Linked DNA regions of Homo sapiens: region 2 is linked to region 1. Evidence: chromatin loops called from intact Hi-C (ENCODE). Cell type or tissue: ascending aorta. All regions are shown on one strand. Links, peaks and the distances in the headings refer to the core of each region. The heading gives the core; the rest is flanking DNA. Region 1 holds the start of LOC105370873 (a long non-coding RNA gene). Region 2 overlaps ITGA11 (integrin subunit alpha 11).

What was found. Peaks named below come from ENCODE experiments on the same cell type or tissue, not always from the same donor. Only the 100,000 strongest peaks of a DNase experiment are listed, where the experiment ranks them.
Region 2: a loop joins it to region 1, with 1.8 times the contacts of the local background. A loop is called at or near these places in 2 of 110 quality-filtered maps.

The regions. Positions count from the first base shown.
Region 1 is chr15:68,480,012-68,490,442 of GRCh38, reverse strand. It overlaps LOC105370873 (a long non-coding RNA gene), which reads left to right and starts at 2,756. Exons shown (of 4, transcript XR_932409.3): 1 at 2,756-3,243; 2 at 3,677-3,966; 3 at 5,343-5,616; 4 at 6,810-7,242. In ascending aorta, for the core only: no CTCF peak of the experiment used is centred there; DNase peaks (open chromatin) are centred at 2,662, 3,232, 5,162, 5,542 and 1 weaker place; H3K4me3 peaks cover 577 bases; H3K27ac peaks cover 5,644 bases.
Region 2 is chr15:68,345,341-68,355,771 of GRCh38, reverse strand. It overlaps ITGA11 (integrin subunit alpha 11), which reads left to right. Exons shown (of 30, transcript NM_001004439.2): 8 at 4,370-4,514; 9 at 4,990-5,155; 10 at 6,872-6,942. Among named protein-coding and RNA genes, the nearest start is that of FEM1B, 73 kb to the right of the region's middle. In ascending aorta, for the core only: no CTCF peak of the experiment used is centred there; DNase peaks (open chromatin) are centred at 3,201 and 7,532; H3K27ac peaks cover 8,000 bases.

The DNA.
Region 1 (10,431 bases), core at 1,309-9,308:
AATTCTAATGTTCGCAGCAGAAAGAAAAGATAAATGTTTAAGGTGATGGATATCTCAATTACCCTGATTTGATCTTTACACATTATATGAATGTATCAAATTATCTCATGTACCCCAAAAACATGTACAAATATTATGTCTCAATTTAAAAATTTTTAATTGAAAAAATGGTATAGTTATATTACTGTCATAGTTATTATTTTTGATTCTACCTCAGCCCCTCTGTGCAGAGGCTGGCACATAAAACGCAATCAGAAATTGAATTTGGGTGGGTGCTGTCACTCACACCTGTAAACCCAGCACTTTTGGAAGTTGAGGCAGAAGGGTTCCTTGAGCCCAGGAGTTTGAGACCTTCCTGGGCAATATAGCGAGACCCCATCTCTTAAAAAAAATTGCATGATGACGTGAGCTTGTAGTCCCAGCTACTGGAATGCTGAGGTGGGATGATCCCTGGAGCCCAGGAAGTCGAGGCTGCAGTGAGTTAGAGTTCTGATCGTGCCACTGCACCCCAGCCTGGGTGACAGAATGAGACCTCATCTCTAAAAAATAAGTTGAAGAAAAGAATTGAATTTTATTTAAAAGCTCCATCATTCCACAAAGGCTTTTAGTATTTATAGAGAAGACCCACCAAAGGAAAGGGCAATGCTGAACCCGGTGGAATAAATCACAAATGGTGGAATTTCAGGCAGCAGCAGAAGAGGTATTTGGGGAAAAAACATTTCCTGTCTGTGCTCCTAGAGTCATACCCGTCTGCATCCAACCATGAATCCTGGCCACAGAGTCCTTCAGCACAGCTACCCTGGCCCTAGAGAATCCTAACCATCTCCACAACAATGCTGCTGGAACCGATTCCCATAATCACAGTGTGAACAATTGTCTCTGGGGCAAAATTACCCAGACAATACAGAAGTCAGCTTTGGAGACTGACACACAGGCTCTGTTTGGGCAGAGAGGACCAGCAGGGTTTCCAGTCACAAAGGCACACTGTTGTCATATTAGTCATCAGATGTCAGTGAGAAAGAGGCCCTTGGACATCACCTTGGTGGACAGATGAGGAAACTGAGGCCCGTAGAGTAAAAGGGCATTGCCCAGCCTCAGTCACCATCCATCAGTTCATTTGTTTGTTAATCCATTCATTCCATAAACATTTGGCGAACATATTCTCTGAACCAGATCCCATGCCACTGGGGACAAAATGATGAATGTGATTCCACAGTTTAAAAAACAGCCCAGGCTTAGTGGTGTGGAGACGTCTCCAAGATTCCTTTCAGGCAAGCTCCCCCTGCCTTGTGGGTAGAGTGACTTAGTTTGCTGTGGGAGGCGCATGAATGATTCTGGTCAATATGCTATGGAGCCGGAAGCTCCCAGCAGGTGCCATTCCTTCCAGTTAAAGCTTTGACTCCTCATCAGTCACCGGTCCAACAATTCTCCTTGCTACCCCTAATCCATTCTCTGCCCTTCCATGTGCCCTGTGTCAATTGTATTCACCCCTAGAACCCTAGCATCTAGAACAGTGCCAGCACATGGGAGGTGATATGGTTTGGCTCTGTGTCCCTACCCATATCTCATCTTGTAACTCCCATAATTCCCACGTTATGTGGGAGGGACCTGGTGGGAGATGACTGAATCATGGGGGCAGGTCTTTCCCATGCTGTTCTTGTGACAGTGAATGGGTCTTAAGAGATCTGATGGTTTTAAAAATGGGAGTTTCTCTGTACAAGCTCTCTCTTTGCCTGCTGCCATCTGTGTTAAGACGTGACTTGCTCCCCCTTGCCTTCTGCCATGATTGTGAGGCTTCCCCAGCCACGTGGAATTTTAAGTCCATTAAACCTCTTTCTTTTGCAAATTGCCCAGTCTCAGGTATGTCTTTATCAGCAGCATGAGAACGGACTAATACAGGAGGTGCTCCGTAAATATTTGCCAAACTAATGGAAATGCTATGTAAACTCAAAAGCACAATACAAGTACTAGAACCAGTACCAATGTGTTTGGAAACATTGCATGTGGTTGTGTTCAGTCAGTGTAGCTACTGGGGGGGCTTGGGTTCAAATCTCAGCCCAGCTTCTGACTAAACAACTAGCCAGGTGACTTAGGGAAAGTCACTTCCGTTCTGCAAGCCTCAGTTTCCTCCTCTGCCTCATAAGGTTAAATGAGATCATGCTTCATAAAACACCTGGTTCTTTGTGTATCTGTCACACAAGGGATAACCAATATGACTATTTGGTTACATTTGGCTTTTGTTGCTTAGTTTATTCTTACATAGATGGGCAGCTGGATGTTAGGGAAAAACAGGGACAGGAAAGAGACTCCATCCAGTGGCTCTCTGAAGATTCACCCTTGTTATCAGTCACTTGGGATTCTGTTATCAGAATTTGGGATTGCTTGTTATCACAGCATTACCTAGTCTACCCTGACTAATACAAGGGCACTTTGAGAATCTGATGGAAGCTCAGGCCACAAGAAAACTGCACATTCATGCAAAATTCAGAACCTTTCAATTTTAATGTCTTGAGATTTCGTTGTGTTTCTAAGATCCTTGATGTCCCACAGCCTCCTCTTCTCAGCCTTGGAATCTGAGGCACCTGGGTTGTAAGTGATGCTATGTCAGTGTTCACAAAGGCTCACAAGTCTGCGAAGTGGCCAAGATGAGCTGACCCTGTCACCATGGAGCAAGGCCTATGTGTGCAAATGAGTCATGAGCTGAGAGGAAAGAGCTTGAGCCTGAGCTTTTTTTTTTCTTTTCTTTTCTTTTCTTTTTATGATGATTGCTTGAGCCTGAGCTTGTTTGCCAGATGCTTTCACTAGCCCAAGCTTGTTTTGTGGATGCTTTCTGCTGCCAGCTACTTTGTAGTCCCTCCTGTGTGACAGCATCTTGCCATCAACGGGCTGCAGAAGAAGGGGTGCTTGTTGCTATTGTGAGCAAACACTGCATAAACAATCAGCTCACATGTGTGTCCCAGAGCGTATGACCAATGACCTGGAGAACTCTCAGGCTGTGGGGTGGAGAGAAGGCCATTCTGAGGTCAACTGAAACCTCACTTGAGGGGCAGTTCCGTAGATGGGAATGAGGAGAGAGTCATGGCCACAGCCACCTGGCCAAGGAGAGAGGCCATAACTGCCAGACAGAACCAAGGATGGAGGGACTTCAGCAGCACGAACAATCCACACTCAGCATGGGTCACTCTCTGGGACACACATTTCCCTCTGGCTGAAAGGCTGAGCTGCTCCAGGGCCAACTGTGAGGTCAGACAGCTGCCCAGGGATGTCTCCAGCCACTCAAGGGTGTGTACTCCAGAGCAGAGAAGGGTGGGATGGGGGCAGGGGAAAGAAGGACCCTGGCCTGGGTGTCAGGCCTCCTGGTTCAAATCCCAGACTCATCACCAGCCTCCTGGGGAACCTGGGGCCATGTTACCCCTCTCTGAGCACCTCCCTATCTGGGCCCCTGAAGGGGCTCTGCCCCAGTTTTGAGGGGTAGAGGACCCCTCTTCCAGGCTCAGGGTCAGAGCTGGCTTCTCCAGAGTTGGCAAGTTGGCAAAGTTGGCAAGTGGCTGGGGCTTAACCACCTCTTCCTATCAGAGGCTCATGGCTCTGTCCCTGGGCAGGGGCCACTCTCTGCACTCCAGAAGCCTGCCTACTCCCCAGTATCTTCCCCACTGGTTATTATTATTCAATGCAGGAAGAAGAGACCACTCACCTGTAATTTCAACAGCAACAAAAGACCTGAGGTTCCACCATCAGAACTTCACGCCCTAAGGAAGATGCAGCATTTCCTGTAAAATGCAAGTGCTCCCAGGCAGAGGTAGCTCCCGAAGCCATGATCAGTTATGTATACCTTAGTGGCAGCTGATTAACAGACTCTTCCCCAGAGCCAGCTGACAGGAAGCACATCGGGGTAAAAGGGAAGATGAAAACTTGGGTGCCTGGAGGAAGGGAACAAATGCGAGCAGGAGCATGGTAATAACATAGGTAAAATAGCAGACGTTTATACATTACACCTGTGTGCCAGGCACTGTTGTAAGTACTGGATAGATAGACAGATAAGTGGATAGATAGAGAGCTAGAGCTAGAGAGAGAGAGTGAGAGAGAGAGAGAGATTTATTCTGGCAATAGTACAATGCCATGGGTGTTGTTATCATCACCATTTTACAAATCAGGAAACGGAGGCCCAGAAAGTTCACATGTGCTGGTCTTTGCCCTCCAGACCCACCCTCCACCTTTCTCCTCCCTGCTCTGTGTCCTGAGGGCTGATCTCTGCCCTCAACTTTACCCACTGCCTTGTCCTCTGGCTTCTAGTTGGACTCAGCCCACAGGGGCATTGGCAGGAGTACAGGGGGTCAGAGTATTTGCCCAGCTTCCTTCCTACCAGCCTTGGTTTTAGCAGAGCTGCTTTCCTCTTCCCCTGGCCACAGGTCCCACCCTCGGCCCCTCTCCCAGGGCTCTAGCTGCCACCACTTTCTTCACATGCCCCTTGCCCTTGCTCCTGACCCCTCCAGTCCCAGAGGTTGCACAGCCTTCTGGGGCTGCCCCGTGCTTTGTGGGTTCTGCACACACCTCTGTAAACAGCCCCTCCTGCAAACTCTGCTCAAACATCCATCTCCTGTGGGACCCTGCTCAACATCACTCATCTGGTAAGAGCTAGAGGCGGAATTCAAACCCTGGCCGTCCAGCTGCAGGCTGCCAAGAGCCTCTCAGCCACTATGCCCGTGCCCCTCATCAGTAAGTGTTGGCAACTCCTGAGCCTGCTGTGCATCAGGGTCTCTGTGCATTGCTCTATGGAATGGGATCCCACAGGACTTGGGTCCTGAGGTCAGTGTTTATGAGGGAACGTGGCATTTGTGACTTTACATGACAGTTGCGCTCAGCAGGGTGGACTCACCTGATGCTCACAGGCCTGAAACTGACAGAGGGTCTGGAATATTCCTGCCATTTGTCTTGTCCTCAGTCCTGACTGAGTGTTCTTTGAGCACTCAGCCATATTTGAGCACAACAGCCATGTCAAAGATGAAAATCAGTCCAGGCTCTTTGCTTTGCCAAGGGGGAAACTGAGGCCCAAAGAGGGGTGTAGTTTGGGCCAGGTCTCCTGGCTCCATATGCCAGAGGAGGCATACAGCTCTGAGCAGGAAGGATGACTGTTTCCATAGGAGAGCGCCAAACGCAAGGTTGGCAGGAGGGGTCGGAGCTCGGCGTCCTCACCACCACTGACATTCCAAGGCTCCTCCGTTGAAAGCTTTATTTGGAGCCTAAAAGCTGGTAATTGGGAGAAGTCAGTGTGACTCATATACCAACACTGTTTTTGTTTTTCCTTTCTTAAAATTCTCAACTACTGGCTATTTTTATTTCAGAGCCAGAATTGATTTCGTGGCTTTCTTTCTCCTCTTCTGGGATTTTGTGCCCTATTGCCACAGAAACCCTGGGCCCCTTCCCCAGCTGTCATGAAGGTGCCTGAGTGATGGTCAGAGAGATGACCGGAGGGGCCCACCCGGCCACCGCAGCAGCAGCAGCCAAGGCGGGACTAAGCCTCCACACCCCACATCTCAGTCGTGGCCAGCCCGGGATGCCTGCCTCTCCTGCCCTGTGGTGTTGCTGTCCTCATATGACCCTTCAGTCCCCCGACATGTGAGTCTCCTGGGGACTCAGACCTGCAGCTCCTCACTCAGTCCCTGCCTTGGCACCCCTCCCACCAAAAAGTCTTCTCCACAGGCCCTGGCTTGCTGCCCTCCCCCCAGACATCCCCTGGTCTCCCCCAGCCTCCCCACCTCTAAACTCATCATTTGTGCTCTTCCTCCACATGGCTACCAAAGTCATCTTTCATTTTTAATTTGTATTTAACCAAAATAACATATAAGCACATTATTTTCAAAAATAGTGCTACAAATTCAGGAATGCAAACTAGGAATATAAATAAACTTTCTTTTTTCTCTGTTGCTCTCCTTCCTTCCTTCCTTTCCTTCCTTCCTTCCTCCCTCTCTCTCTTTCTTCCTGTCTCTCTTCTTCTCTCTTTCTCTCTCTCTTTCTTTCTCTCTTTCTTCCTTTTCCTTTCTTTCTTTCTTTCTCTTTCTTTCTTTCCTTCCTTCCTTCATTCCTTCCTCCCTTCCTTCTCTTTCTTTCTTTCCTCCTTTCTTCTTTCTCTCTCTCTTTCTTTTATTCTTTCTTTATTCAAAGTCTTGCTCTGTTGCCCAGGCTAGAGTGCATTGATAAAATCAGAGCTCACTGTAGCATTGATTTCCTGGACTCAAGTGATCCTCCTGCCTCAGCCTTCCTAGAAGCTGGGACCACAGGAGTGTGCCACCATGCCTGGCTAATTTAAAAAAATTTTTTAGAGATGGGGTCTCACTATATTGTCCAGGCTGGTCTTGAACTCCTAGGCTCAAGCAATCCTTCCACCTTGGCCTCCCAAAGTGCTGAGATTACAGGCATGAGCCATCACACCCAGCCAGAAATAAACTTTATTAAGCTGATAAAAGGGTACCTACAAAAATCCTACCGCAGATGTGATACTTGGAGTACCATGTGGAACACTTTCCCTCTGAAATCAAGAATGAGACCAGCATGGTTGCACTGCCACTTTTATTCATCACTGCACAGCAGGTCTTAATCAGTGACATAAACAAGAACAGACAAAAAGATATGCAGGGGCCAGAACACATTTTCTAAATTCCTAATATTGTAAAAACATTTTTAATTATTTTATTGCTTAAAAAATAATATAAACTACCTCAAATCCTTAGAAGGAGCAAGGTAGATGTGGAAATTAAAGATGCCACCAATTATTTGCTACTGCTCTGGGTCAAATTCCTCTCTTCTTGCAGCTGGACAGGCTTTAGGGACCTGCTTGAGCAGAACATGGTAGAAGTGATGGACTGGGGCTTCTGAGGCTAAGCCATAAGAAGCCTTGAGAATTTCACCTGGCCCTCACTGTCTCTGGGAGCCCTGAGCCATGATAGAAGAAGTCCTTCCTATATTGAATGTCCTTGAGACCTCCAGTACTGGAAAGGGCATTTGTAGATGCTCAGACCAACAGTCCAAACTGAGCCCAGTCTGCCAACTTGCCCTGCCAAGGTGTCAGATGCATATGTGAATGAGACCATCCTAGACCTGCTGATAGCCCATCACCCGGCTGACTGCTACTGAGTAACCTCTGCCAACTTCACGCCGAACACAGAACTGCTGATTTGAACTCTGCCTGAATTTCTTGGCCCACAGAACAATGAGATATAATTAAAAGGCAATGGTTCAAGCCACTATGTTTTGTAATTTGTTTTACAACAAAAGATAATCAGAATATAGCTGTAACAAATAGTGAGTACCAAACTTCTACGTAAAGATATACATGGATATTTTCTTCTATTTTTTTTTTCTATTTTAATTGGTTTTAGAGCTGGGGTCTCACTCTTTGGCTAGAGTGCAGTGGAGTAATCACAGCTCACTGAAACCTCGAACTCCTGGGCTTAATCAATCCTCCCACTTCAGCCTCCTGAGTAGCTGAGACTAGTCATAAGCCACCATACCTGGCTGATATCTTCTCTTTTACGAAAATTCATGAAAAACTGTCATCTCCTGCCTCCATCATTGGTTCCTTCCCTAATGGCACCAACTTTCAATTCTTTTAGCTCTTTCTTCTGGTTTCGATTTCCAAGTTTTTAAAAATAAATATGTATGTATTTATAATGTTATTACTTGAATTGCTTGTTTTTACAGAATCTCTTAACCTCCTGTCCTGGTAGTCTGGGATTTAACACTTTACCTGTGACTCTCCCACTTTCTTTATTCCCATATTTCCAAAAGCACACATTTTAATTAAATCAGTAAGCACATTTCCGTTACTATGTGTAGAAATGGTTCCAGATGGGTCAAATAGTGACTATGTTTATTTCCTGTGGCATTTAACCCTTTCTTCCGCGCTGGCATTCACCCCTTAGACCTGGCCCTCAGGATTCCTGCATGGCTCCTACGCTGGCCCTCCTCTGACTGCATCTTTCCAGAGAGATTGAGGTGCTCCCAGGCCCAAAGGGATGTCCCTACCTGGGGCCCCCACCCCTCCCCTCTGGCCACACTTCCAGTTCCTGGGACTCCCAAATTCCCTGGTCAAATGTCCACAAGCCCATTTCCAGAGAGTTCTCTCCAGAACCACTCCTCCTAAAGAGGGCACATATCCCTGGGCCCTAAAGGAGGCCAAGAGGTGGGTGCTTTCTGGAGGGGTGTGGACAGACTGGAACATGAAAGCCGACATGTCCCCATGCATGTGCACCAGGACCCTCAGGAGGCAAGAAATGGAGATCGGCCTCTCCAGGGGCCTGCCCTTGGTCTTGTGCTGGGCTAGCATTAGACCGAACGGCTATCCCCCCGGTCCCCCACCAGCCTCCATTGATTGGGTTTTCTAAATTCCCACAGCCATTTCTCCACAGTGTTCCAGATATATCTGTCAAATGTCTAGCAACAATTGCACCAATACCTCAAACCATCTCATCCATCCATTCTATTTCCCCCTTTTGTGTAAAAAAAACTAAAGAAGAAACACCCAACAGCCACTGGGTGCCAGGCAGTGTGCCCAGTGCTGGAGCACGTGTGATGCATAAGGTCGGCTCCTGTCCTCTGGAAGCTTGCAATCTGGTGAGAGGGCAACATGAAGCCTGAGGTTATCTCCTGAATGCTACTCTTATAGGATTTTCCTTAGTTCAGCTAAAGACGGGGTTCTTTGTCCCATGGCCATGAAAATTCAGGCTTGCAGACAATTTGGTGAGTAAGACAGGGTTTTATTGGGTGAAAAGGAAGAAAAGGGGGAAACAAGGACTCTCACTAGACCAGAGCCCCTTGCTGGAGCGCTTCCTGCAGGCAGCTTGGATCCCAGATTCCACACAGGAAAAGGAGGGGCCAGGCTCCTCCCCGCTGCAAACGGTGCAAACTTCCTGAGGCTCTACCCCAGTGCTGGAGTTTCTTTGGGGACCCCTTCCCACCTGGCTGTCTCACCACCTACACAGGTCCAGGCTCCCAGGGTGGCTGGGGGGACCCAGATACATAGAGAAAGACAGGCAGAAGGGGACACAGGGTGGGATGTTTTCATCTTGGGAATCCATAAACTTCTTACTGTAAAATTTCTTCAAACAAATTGAATGGGAAAAACATAAAACCAATAAGGGAGATAAAAGCAAGCTGTTTATGGAACCCTATAAACAGGGGTGGCTCAGAACACAATTTGAAAATCACTTTTCCAGGCCATTATACCAAGGTGTTTATAGCCATGTCACCTTTTTTGCAACTATAAGCACCAAATAAGAATGTGCTTGTTGCTTCTTGCTCCATACATGAGTTGAAATTAAGGCAAGGCTTCATTTAGCCAGGGGGACAGAGGTTCTCTACCCCTACCTTAACTCAAAGCAGTAAATGGCTAATAGCAGGTGCAAGGGGTTAGCACCACTCTGGGGGGTATTTGATCAGGGGAGTGGGCTTCTGTGTTCCTCCAATTGTATCATGAAGACAACCACCCACACCAAAAAGCACCAGGCAACTCTGTCTGGTACCCACTTCTCCATCCTTTCCTCCATTCACTCACTCAACTCATACATTTGGGGAGCACAAGTTTGTCAAGGTTCTCTGTTAGGCGTTTGGGACTACTGCAGTGAACCAGATACCCACCCTAGGGTCAGTAAAGAAGATAAGGCCTGTGTCACAAGAGAGGTACTGGTCGAGTGTTACAGGAGCTCAGAGGTGGAAGAAATCCCTGCCAGCGGAAGGAATGAGGGAAGGATCCCTGTGGGAGATGGCACTGAAGCTAAGCGTTGAAGGCTAGTGAGACCTGGACATGGGGAATCAGAAGTCTTTTTCAGGTCAAGACCCTGGTTGGGAAGACCAAGTTTCCTTTCTGCCAGAGCACAGTGGGAATGGAGGGGGTGGAGCACTGGTGAAATACATCCCCTCAAAGCTGCCCTGAACCCAGACCCAACTGGACAACCCCTGGCTCGTATGTGTGCCTGTGTCACCTGGGGCCATTTTCCAGCATTTGCCTGTGTACAACCTGTCCGGTCAACTCAAGTGAGAGCACCCCAAGGACCAGGACTATTTCATCTTCCGTGAAGACAAGTCACTGCATGGAGGTGGAGCATAATAAATGCTTGCTTGCTTGTTTCTTCGTTCATGCAACAGATGTTTATTGGGCACCTACTATGTATCAGCCTCCATTCTAAGCACTGGAATAGAGCAAGGAACAAAGAGATATTGCCCTGCCCTTGTGGCACTGACATGTCAGTGAAAGCTGCAGGCACAGGCTCTTTCCCGGCTGGCTAGACAGTTGATCTCCAACTCACCCTGAAGACTGAGAAAAACAAGCGTTCTCATCTCAGCTCCCTGCTTAGCTGTGTGACTCAGGGAAAGCTCTGTTATGCCTCTGAGTTTGTATCCTTGTTTATGAAAACAAGGCATTCATGATCGCACCCC
Region 2 (10,431 bases), core at 1-8,000, 130 kb after region 1:
AAATCCACAAAGTAAGAGCTATTTAGGCCAGGTGCGGTGGCTCAGACCTGTAATCCCAGCAGTTTGGGAGGCTGAGGTGGGAGGATTGCTTGAGCCCATAAGTTTGAGACCAGCCTGGGCAGAAGCATGAGACCTCATCTCTACAAAAAATACAAAAATTAGCCAGGCATGGTGGTACATGCTTGTAGTCCCAACTATTCAGGAGGATGAGGTGGGAGGATCACTTGAGCCCAGGAGGCAGAGGCTGCGGTGAGCCAAGATCACACCACTGCACTCCACCTAGGCAACAGAGCCAGACCCTGTCTCAAAAAAAAAAGAAAAAAAGAAAAAAAGAACTATTTAGTAGTATTGTGAATTCGTAGGCTCAAAAGATTAAGACTTTTCCAACCTCATAACTCTTTATAATTAAGTCATTGCTCAACTAGCGTGTTTCTGTTTGCTGATAAAACTTGCTCAAGCTTTTCCTAAATGAGCATTTCTCCATGTGAAGGTGGCTGTCTTACTCATCCTCATAAGGAATGGGCCATTTTTCTGTTTTTGTTTTGCCTTCTTCGGGGTGAGACCCGAGACTCCCAGCAGGCCCTTGTGAAATGGCTTGGGTAAGGGAGGCAGCCCATAACCACCAGCTCTCACTTTCTCAGTGTGAAGCTAACTGACTCATACAGGGATAAAGCCCACTGTTTGGACCTCACTTTACAACCCACCAACCCCTGCTCAGTTATCCGTGTGTGACTCACCAGGTAGTTTGAACCATCAGTGACTCATGAGCACCGCTGAGGTTGCAATCTTCACCTCAAATTCTGATCTTCCCAAACTTCCAAATTCAAGTCCCAAACTACAGCTGGTGCCTTTTAAGGTGAAAGGTTTTCTGTCCTCACTCAGTTTATTCTTAATGCATGTTTTTTCCTATGCACCTATGAAAGGGCAAAGATCCAGGCCATGAACATGAGGGCTTATAAAGATGTCGGTAATCTGTGGGTCCTGGCCACTGATGGGAGGGCTGTGACAAGTGTTCACCCTAACCCTAACTCGGTGAGGATGAGAGAGGGAGGGGCCCCCATGGAGTGGCCAAGGAGAACTGCCAGGAGGAGGCGGCACTGGACCTGTCCTGGGAAGACCCTGGGATTCCAACAAAAAGAGGTGAACAGAAGACGTGCCACACAAGACATTCCACCCTGAGAACAGCAGAGGAGAGGGAAAGTCAAGGAACATTTGCATTCAGAGATGTGCTCCTTTTGACCACAGCAAGGGGTTCATGTTGGTGGGAAGTGAGCCATGTAAAGATGGTGGGAGTGATGATGTTGTAGTTAAAACCAGCATGGGTGGCCACTGCAGATTCTTGAGTACAGGAGTGTAATCATCAGATATGCACGTTAAAAAAAATGAGCCTGGCAGCTATGTACAGCAGGGAAGTGGAGAGGGCCCCTGAACAATGTGGTGTGATTCTACCTTTGTCCACATAACACTTTATTGAGCCTCTACTATGTGCCTCACACTATTTTAGGCACCAAGGCTAGATCAGTGAACAAAATAGGTACAAATACCGTGCCATCGTGAGCTGACATTCTAGAGAGAGGGGCAGACAATAAATAAATAAATAAATAACAGCATACTAGAAAGAGATGAAAGCTATGGGGAGAATGGAGTGTGGTAGCGGGAGTGGAGCAGGTGCAGAGGGCAGGTACAGAATCAGCATGCACAGGGTGGTGGGGAAAGGCTTCCCTGACGGATGACCTTTGATTGGAGATTTGAAAGGAGGTGAGGGAGTTGTTGGCAAGCAGATGGCTGGGAGGGAACAGCTCAGAGAAAGGCTTGGTGTGCCTGAGGCCTTCCAGACCATTGAAGAGTCCAGTGTGGGTGGGGGTGAGTGAGCAGGACCAGAGGCTAAGAGAGGAAACGGGCCAGATTTCAGAGGGCCTAGTGAGCTGTTGTCAGAATCTGGGCTTTCCCTGAGAGAAATAGGAACCTGTGCAGGTTTTGAGCAGAAAGGAGCTGTGACGGGGCCTAAATCTCCATGGGCCACTCTGGTTTCTAGGCCCATGGAGCCTGTTATGAGTATAAAGCTCTTGCTGCTCTCAAGGAATGTATAATCTAATTTACAAAGGAACAAATCCAAGTCCCTTTACCCAGTGCAGAATCCGAATTTAAAATCTGATGATTCATGCTGATATTCGCACGATTACAGATTCATATGACATTCACACTATTCCACTCTATGGAAATATGATCCTGACATTTTTCTTGGGTCCATATATAATAAAACCTGTTTTGCTCCTGCCATGCTTTTTTGCAGGGTGTTTTATTCCTGGGCCTGGCCCTTCCATGCAGTCATGGAAGCATCTAGAATCCCCTTGGAAAGAATAGCAGAGTTCTCCTGCTACTGGGTTGCGCTTGAGCTCGAAACCTGCTCTCGTCATGTGGCACGTGCCTCTGCAGGTTTCAGTCCACAGCACATACTAAAATTAGTGGGTTTTTTAAGGCAACATATCCAGCATATCGGAGAATTGCTAAGAGAATGGTGGATGTTTTTTCTCTTTGCTGGTAGTTTGAAGATGTTCTAAACTAATGTATTCCAGCTTTTGTAAATTCCTCAACTCCTAAATTGTATGCATCAGTTCCTCAGCGTGCTGCGTAAGAAGAGATACCTCTGATACCAAAGCCGTGTGGCTCTTTAACCTGTCACTACAGAGCTTAAATCTGTGGCCTGTCCTGCCTTGCTGTGGGTCAGACCCATGAGGAATAACCTCAGAGTCTAAGACTAACATTTATTTTTAGATCCTTATTGGCAGACTATAACTTCTGGGCCAGACTCCTCGGTGAGACCATGTCTATACCCCTCAGAACCTCATGGTCTAAAGGAGGGCCGGCCACAGGGACACCAAAAGCCAGTGGTGATTTGGGAGCCAGTTTTTCATGCTTTGTAGCCCAATGGCCTGTTACAAGAGCCTCTCTGCCAATTGACGGTCGAGGTGCCAGCCCTGCTGTCTCCTGGGCTGGATTGCCTGATAGGTGGGCTGAGCTCATGCTCTGGGCACTGAAAACAAAATAAAAAGTGAGAAAGAGAAATATTTGTCATGGAATTTGATATTTAATGTTTCCCAAAATAGAATCAAAGTAGTCCTTGTGAGGAAGTCAGAGCTCTGTCAGGCCTCATCGCACGCATTTTATGGGTTAGTGTTGTCTGGATGCTGAGTCACCCTGGCACATCCTGTTTTCAGTACTAAAGAAAGTGAGTCTCAACTCTGGATGCTCACCAGAACCTTATAAAATACTGATGCCAGCCCGGCACGGTGGCTCACAGCTGTAATCCCAGCACTTTGGGAGGCAGAGGCGGGCAGATCACTTGAGGCCAGGAGTTCGAGACCAGACTGGCCAACATGGCAAAACCCCGTCTCTATTAAAAATACAAAAATTAACCAAGCGTGGTGGCAGAGCTCTCTAATCCCAGCTACTTAGGAGACTGAGGCACGAGAATCGCTTGAACCCGGGAGGAAGAGGTTGCAGTGAGCTGAGATTGTGCCACCGCACTCCAGCCTGGGCAACAGAGGGAGACTCTGTCTCAATTAAAAAAAAAAAAAAAACTAATATCCAGGCCACCACCCCAGAGATTCCAATTTCAGGGGTCTGGCTGAGGCCTGGACATCAATGGTGTTTGTTTGTTTGTTTGTTTGGTTGTTTGTTTGTTTGTTTTGAGACAGTCTCACTCTGTCGCCCAGGCTGGAGTGCAATGGTGCGATCTTGGCTCACTGCAACCTCCGCCTCCCGGGTTCAAGCAATTCTCCTGCCTCAGCCTCCCGAGTAGTTGGGATTACAGGCGCATGCCAACACACCCGGCTAATTTTTGTATTTTTAGTAGAGGCAGGGTTTCGACATGTTAGTCAGGCTAGTCTCGAACTCCCAACCTCAGTTGATCTGCCCGCCTTCGGCTCCCACAGTGCTAGGACTACAGGCGTGAGCCACCGTGCCAGGCCAACAGTTTTTAAAGCCTCCCTCCGAGAGATGTCAGTGAGCAGCTGGGGTTGTGAACCACTGACTTAATGCCTCTAAAGGTTGCCACTTGCCCCTGAACTCCCCTCCCAGGTCCACCTCATCCCTTTGGCCTGTCCAAAACAGCAAGGTCAGGACTCCAAAGGGGCTTTTCAACATTTCATTTAAAAACAACAGATCTAAGAACCCTCTGAGCAGCTGGTGAAAGAGTAGCTCTGGCCATCTCAATCCAGCTACTTCTTTGGTTTGAGGTCCTGGCACCTGTTGGGTTGCCCAAGGAGGACTTGGTCCTGGTTTCTGTGGCTGCCCCTCTGCAGGAGCGTCAGGGGCTGCCCCAATCCCACTTACCTTTCATGACCCTGCCCCTGTGCTTGGCTTCCAGCTCAGAGGCTTTCCAGAAGGGTGGAAGGAAAGGAGCCAAGAAGGTGATGATTGTCATCACAGATGGGGAGTCCCACGACAGCCCAGACCTGGAGAAGGTGATCCAGCAAAGCGAAAGAGACAACGTAACAAGATATGCGGTGGCCGTAAGTCCTGGCCCGCCCAAGGGCTGCTGATGGCCTCTGAGAGGCTTTACCATCAAATCCCTGGGGACTCCAAGGGACTAGTTCCAGGCAGTATCACAAGTGTCCAGGCCCTCAAAAAAGCCTCCCATTTCATCTTCTGAACAACAAGTTGAGGATCTTTCTGCACTGCTCTGGCCTATCCACAAAAGCTACGGGTTGTGTTTCCCCCCATCCATTGCCAGGGAGGGTCTGGAACCTCAGAAAACTAGAATACACCTCCAAACCTCCCAGCTCCCAGACCCTAACTTAGCACAAGGGCTTTATCTTGCCCCTAAAAGAGAGTCCATTCCAAATGCAAATGGCATTGCGAGGAACTCTCATGGCTACCGGCCCTGGCTCCAGCCCACCCTGGGGTCCCCAGGGTCTAGGCCGTGTGGTGTATGGGAAAGTCTGTGCTATGTTCTGGTTTGTGGTTCCTGCCCCTGTTCCCTGGCAGGTCCTGGGCTACTACAACCGCAGGGGGATCAATCCAGAAACTTTTCTAAATGAAATCAAATACATCGCCAGTGACCCTGATGACAAGCACTTCTTCAATGTCACTGATGAGGCTGCCTTGAAGGACATTGTCGATGCCCTGGGGGACAGAATCTTCAGCCTGGAAGGTAAGCAATGCATGCTAAGAGGGGATCCACTCTCTCCTGGGCTTATGTCAGGTAAACCCCGTAGAGCACAAACCAATCCCACAAAACGAAATGGCTTAACAAGAGTCTTCCGTAATAATAAATGCCAGGCCAGGCATGGTGACTCACGCCTGTAACCCCAGCACTTTGGGAGGCCAAGGTGAGCGAATTGCTTCAGTTCAGGAGTTCAAGACCAGTTTGGTCAGCAAGGCAAAACCTCGTCTCTTTAAAAAAAAAATTACAAAAATTAGCTAGGTGTGGTGGTACATGCCTGTAGTCCTAGCTACTTAGGAAGCTGAGGTGGGAGGATCGCTTGAGCCTGGGAGGTTGAGGTTGCAGTGAGCTGATATCATGCCACTGCACTCCAGCCGGGGCAACAGAGCCAGACCCTGTCCCCAAAAATAAATAAATCATAAATGCCAACAATTGAGTATTACTCCGTGCCGGACGTGAGGCTGTGCGTTTTATGAACAATGCTGAAAGGTTGCTTTGCTAATGTTCTCATTTTTATCGCTGGGAAAACTGAAACTCAACGGAGTTGAGTGACCTGCCAAAGTTCTCACAGCTTGGGAGCATGGTGGGCTTTGAACTAGGGTTGCCAAATTTCGCAAAAATAAGATACAGTGGGTGTGGCAGGCTTAGGTTAAAACTTATTTGTTCTCTGAAATTCAGTTTTAATTGGGCATCCTATATTGCATCAGGCAACCCTAGCTTGTGCCTAGCAGAGTCTGACTCCGTATTCTGAAACCCTTAATCCCTATATGCCAACTGCTTCCACTCCACCAAAAGCATTTTTTATTTTGGGCAGAGTCCTTCAGATTGCCTCTCTCCTTGTGATTTAAGCTCCATTTCTGATTTGCATAAATTTCATTTCCACCATAAATTGCTACAGTGGGCCCTTCCAATATCGGGCTTTGGGCATATGGGAGGATTATAAAAGGAAATAGAAGGCAGTATAAAGCCTGAGAAGTCTGCAGTGCATTGGAAATGACAAGCCACAGACACACGAAGAGACTAAAATGGCCCTCGTAAACAAGGGCAGATGAATATAAAGTCTGAACGTGAGCTTTGACACCCACTCCAGAACTCAAATATCCAAATCTGTATTTCTCCTCAAAATGGTCGCCTTGAGTGATGAGAACATTCGATCCAATGATGTGTTCAGGGAGTCCCTCTGTGGGGAGAGGCTTTCAGCACTCATGGGATTTCTTACGCAAATCTGCAGTGGTGACAGACCTCCCTCTGAGGGTGGATTTGATGTTTGAGTTCCATCCAAAGACATCTGGAACCAAAGCTAGTGAATAAAAGGAATGAACAAAGTGGGAAATTCCATTTCTGGCCAAAAACGTACACTATTTCTGTGCACTTTTGCTTACTTTCCCTCCAGTTTTAGCAGTCTCATAGTATACATGCCCTGTAATATAAGTTGTCCCGAGCCCTTTTCAGAAGTAAGTGGGCTACCAGTAACAACCCACATGGGCACCTGGAAGGTGTGTGGTGCCCCCCACTGCACAGGGTGCTGGGGAGGGCTGAGGAGGCTGGCACACTACTGGCCTCAGCTTCAGAGCCCCCCCTCGAAAGAGAGCCCCACCTCCTGACGATGCCCCCAGGAAGCAGGAGCTGTGGGTTGGGCAGCAGATCTGTCTGGCGCTAAGGGATTGGGCATGGAGCTGACATCTCTCTGTCACTCTGTTGCAGGCACCAACAAGAACGAGACCTCCTTTGGGCTGGAGATGTCACAGACGGGCTTTTCCTCGCACGTGGTGGAGGTATGTGGTGGAGGTACGGGCACAGAGCCCAGCCTCTGTCTCTCGAGGGCATGCTCTTCCCCTTTCTAGCTCTCTGGATCTGTCATCCACCTTCACAGATGGGTTGGCTCTTCTCCTCACTTTCTCTCTTTCTTGGGGTCTCTCTGCCTCCCATCTTCTGTGGGCTGGAAGAGGGGAGTCGAGGTCTTCCACCTATTTATGTTGTCTTAAGCCACCAGACAATGAGTAAACACCCAGGTGATCCTTCCCACAAATAACGTACAATCTGTAGGACAGCAGAGAAATAGCCACAGTTCATTTGCTCTTTAGAAGCGAATGGACTACAGACAATAATCCCATAATTTCACCTGTGAGGCGCGGGGTGTGCCTTCCCATTCAGTCCACAGAGCCTTGTGCAAAATCTAGGGCAGGTGGCAAAGCCAATGGCACGTGCTTTGGATAGCTCCAGTGCCCAAGGCGGCCTGCACATGCCAGGCCCCATGTCAATGTTGGGAGGGTATCCAGATGTTCCAGCTGTGCTCTGGCAGGTGACTCATAGGCCCCCCCCACTGTGTGGGTGCTGCATCAGATTGCAGAGGTCCTGGGGTGGGGCTGGCCCACAGAGGGAGGGGTGTGGTGTCACAAGCAACATGTGACATCTGGGGCTCTGCATCACTCCCCCGCTGTGTGCTTCACCTGGTGCTGGTTCATAAGGAGGGGCTGGAGCCTCCCAGGACTGCAAGGGGGACAGAAGAGTCGATGTCTGTGAATATGCTTAATGTACTGTAAAGTCCTGCCCAGGATTGTCATGTGGGAAAACGTACCGACTGCATCTGTCAGTATCGATACGTGCTCCTGTGGGTGTGCTTTGCACAGACAGGTGTCCCAGGTGCATGTGTGTGCAAGTGTGTGTGTGTGTGTGTGTGTGTATGTGTGTTCTGCCTGGGCTGGCACCATGAGAGTGTACTTATTCCTCCTAATTTACCAGAGAAGGCCCATTAGTGCATCCTAGTTATATGTCACTGTCATCCTGTTGCCCTCTCCTAACTCCTCTGTGAGGTGGATAGGGCAGGACTCCTTGTTCCTAGTTTACACATAAAGAATTCAAGGCATGAGAAGGTTAAGTGACCTGCTGGAGTAAAATTCTTCAGAAAAAATATTAGTCTCGTGCTCTTTCCTCTACACCAAGCAGCTGCTCCGTGAGAGGGAATCTCCGGGGGTCTGAGTCAGAACTTCCAAACTGGAGGGGAGGGGGACATGTGCGTGACATGCAGCCGGCAGATGGACGGAAATGCCACTCACACTCAGACTTTTCTGAGCTGCATCTGGACAGTTTCATGCCCACTGTCTTGAATAACAGCAAGATGTAAATATAGCTGCCCTATCCTAATAACAGCCCTGTTACATGTGCACAGCGGTTTAAACTTCTCCAGGAAATTCCTGCACCTCATTTCACACCAGAACAGCCCTACAAGGTTGGCAGGTGATGATAGTTATCCCATTTTAGGTGGTTGGATCAGCCACTCTTTTCAGTGCCTTCTCTGTGCTGGGTCCTGAGCCTGATGCCAGGAGAATCAGAGGCGGGAGCCCTGCCCTCAAGGAGCTCAGAGTCTGAGGGTAAAGAGCCCAGCACAGCGAGGTGAGAGCATCCATTCATGTGGGGGCCAGCAGAGTCATGTGCTCTGGCAGGACCAGCCCTGGTCTCCAGACTCTGACGTCAGAGCTGATTAGAAAACGCAACAAGGAAATGCAATTTAATTAAATCTACATGCATTTGTCAAGTGCCACTAAAGTGCTGAAAGGACCCGGAAATGATTCTTGCCACCAGGAGTCAACTTGTAAACAATCCTGAACGGCAGTTCTTAGCTTTGAGAGTAGGATGAAAGAAACTATAGATGCCTTCTAGGTAAAAGTGTACAATACCTGGAGGCCCCCCTCATCCGAAGATCCCCTGTGAAGACCCCCTGCTCAATGCAGGGGATAGGGGGAGACATGCACATGTCTAATGTTAACCAAAGCAACGTGATCAAGGTAGTATAGAAGGAAGGGCCTCCACTAAAAGAAGGGGTGGTCAGGGAAAGATCCGGAGAGGGCTTGGCACTCGAGCTGCCCCTAAAGGACACGGATTTCAGCAGTCCTGGGTGGCAGTAAGCAGGAGAACAGAGAGCATTATGGACACACACTGGGTGACATCCTGGCACAGCTCAGAGGTCAGCCCTGGTGTTGGGGACAGAAGAGAAAATGAATGTCCCAATGTTTCCTTTGTCCATTCACAGCCATTTTTTGAGTATCTTCATGTGTGTCAGACTCTGTACCAGGTACATTAAAGAAACATTTCAGCTGACAGCCATTCATAGCCTAGCTGGGGAGAAAGACTCTTAAATAATCAGCTCACTGTCCTGCTTCTAAAATCATGATCTGTGTCTGCCTAGGAATCGGGGAATCTAAAAAGAGGAGGACATTAAAATGGGCTTCAGGGACTCAGGGAAGCTTGAGCTGAGCCTTGAAAATGGCTCCAGCAGTTCAGTGTTGAGCAAGGTGAGTCCTTGCAGGATCAACAGGTTCCCCAGCTTCCAGAGTGAGGAGACCCAGGAGCTCACAGCCTCAGCACAAGACTTCGGTCACGTCAAGGTCATGACTGCCATGTGCAGCCCCTTCCACATATGCTCAACTTCTCTGTTCCCCAGGCAGAGGGATGCAGCTTGCCTCTCCCATATACCCTAGTTCTTCCATCACCCCGACACAGGGACCTAGCTTGACTCTTCCTCATACCCTAGTTCTTCCATCACCCCTGATATTTTCATCTAATTTGACTTTAAGAGAGACAACGATCGCATTTGAATCTGAGACTCTTTAGTATTAAAAACAAAAACAAAAACAAAAACCTTTCAAATGCACAGGAATGGTGCAAGCATGATGGGCTGGCTGGCTCTGTGACCGGGCACTGGGGGCTATTTTAGAGCACAGACGTCTTTCAGTGCCAGGCCGCTGATGCCATCATGAATGGCCACAGCCATCCTGTCCCCAGGAGTCCAACTCCTCAGCTCTCAGGGTCAGTTAGGCCTCTCTGGGGATCAGGGCTATTGGGTCCAGCCTTTCCACTTTGCCCTGAGCATGTCTGTCTCCCAGGCAAGCCCCCAGGCTTCCTCCCTGCCAGAAGCGCCACAGATGGTCTCAAACAGCTGCTGCCTGAAGAGATACTGAAGGAGCCTGAGGGGCTTCCCCGGGCCTGTTTAGTTCTGGTAGAAGGAGAGATCCCTAGTAGAATGTTCTCAGATGGCAGAAGAAAGGCCCGGCTCCTCCTTGCTTGGTTTGCTGCCGTCTTAATGAGCAAGGAAATCAGTCTTTGAATTAGCAAGGGTAAAAACAACAGGAGAGAGAAGGGACCAGAGCCCAGGGTACAGGGGAGACCCCAAGACATCACCTGGACACCCACAGAGTCCAGGGCCCCAAAACATTACATTCCAGGCTGAAGGCAAAACGTCTGAGCCATTGGGAAAACCCGGGTAG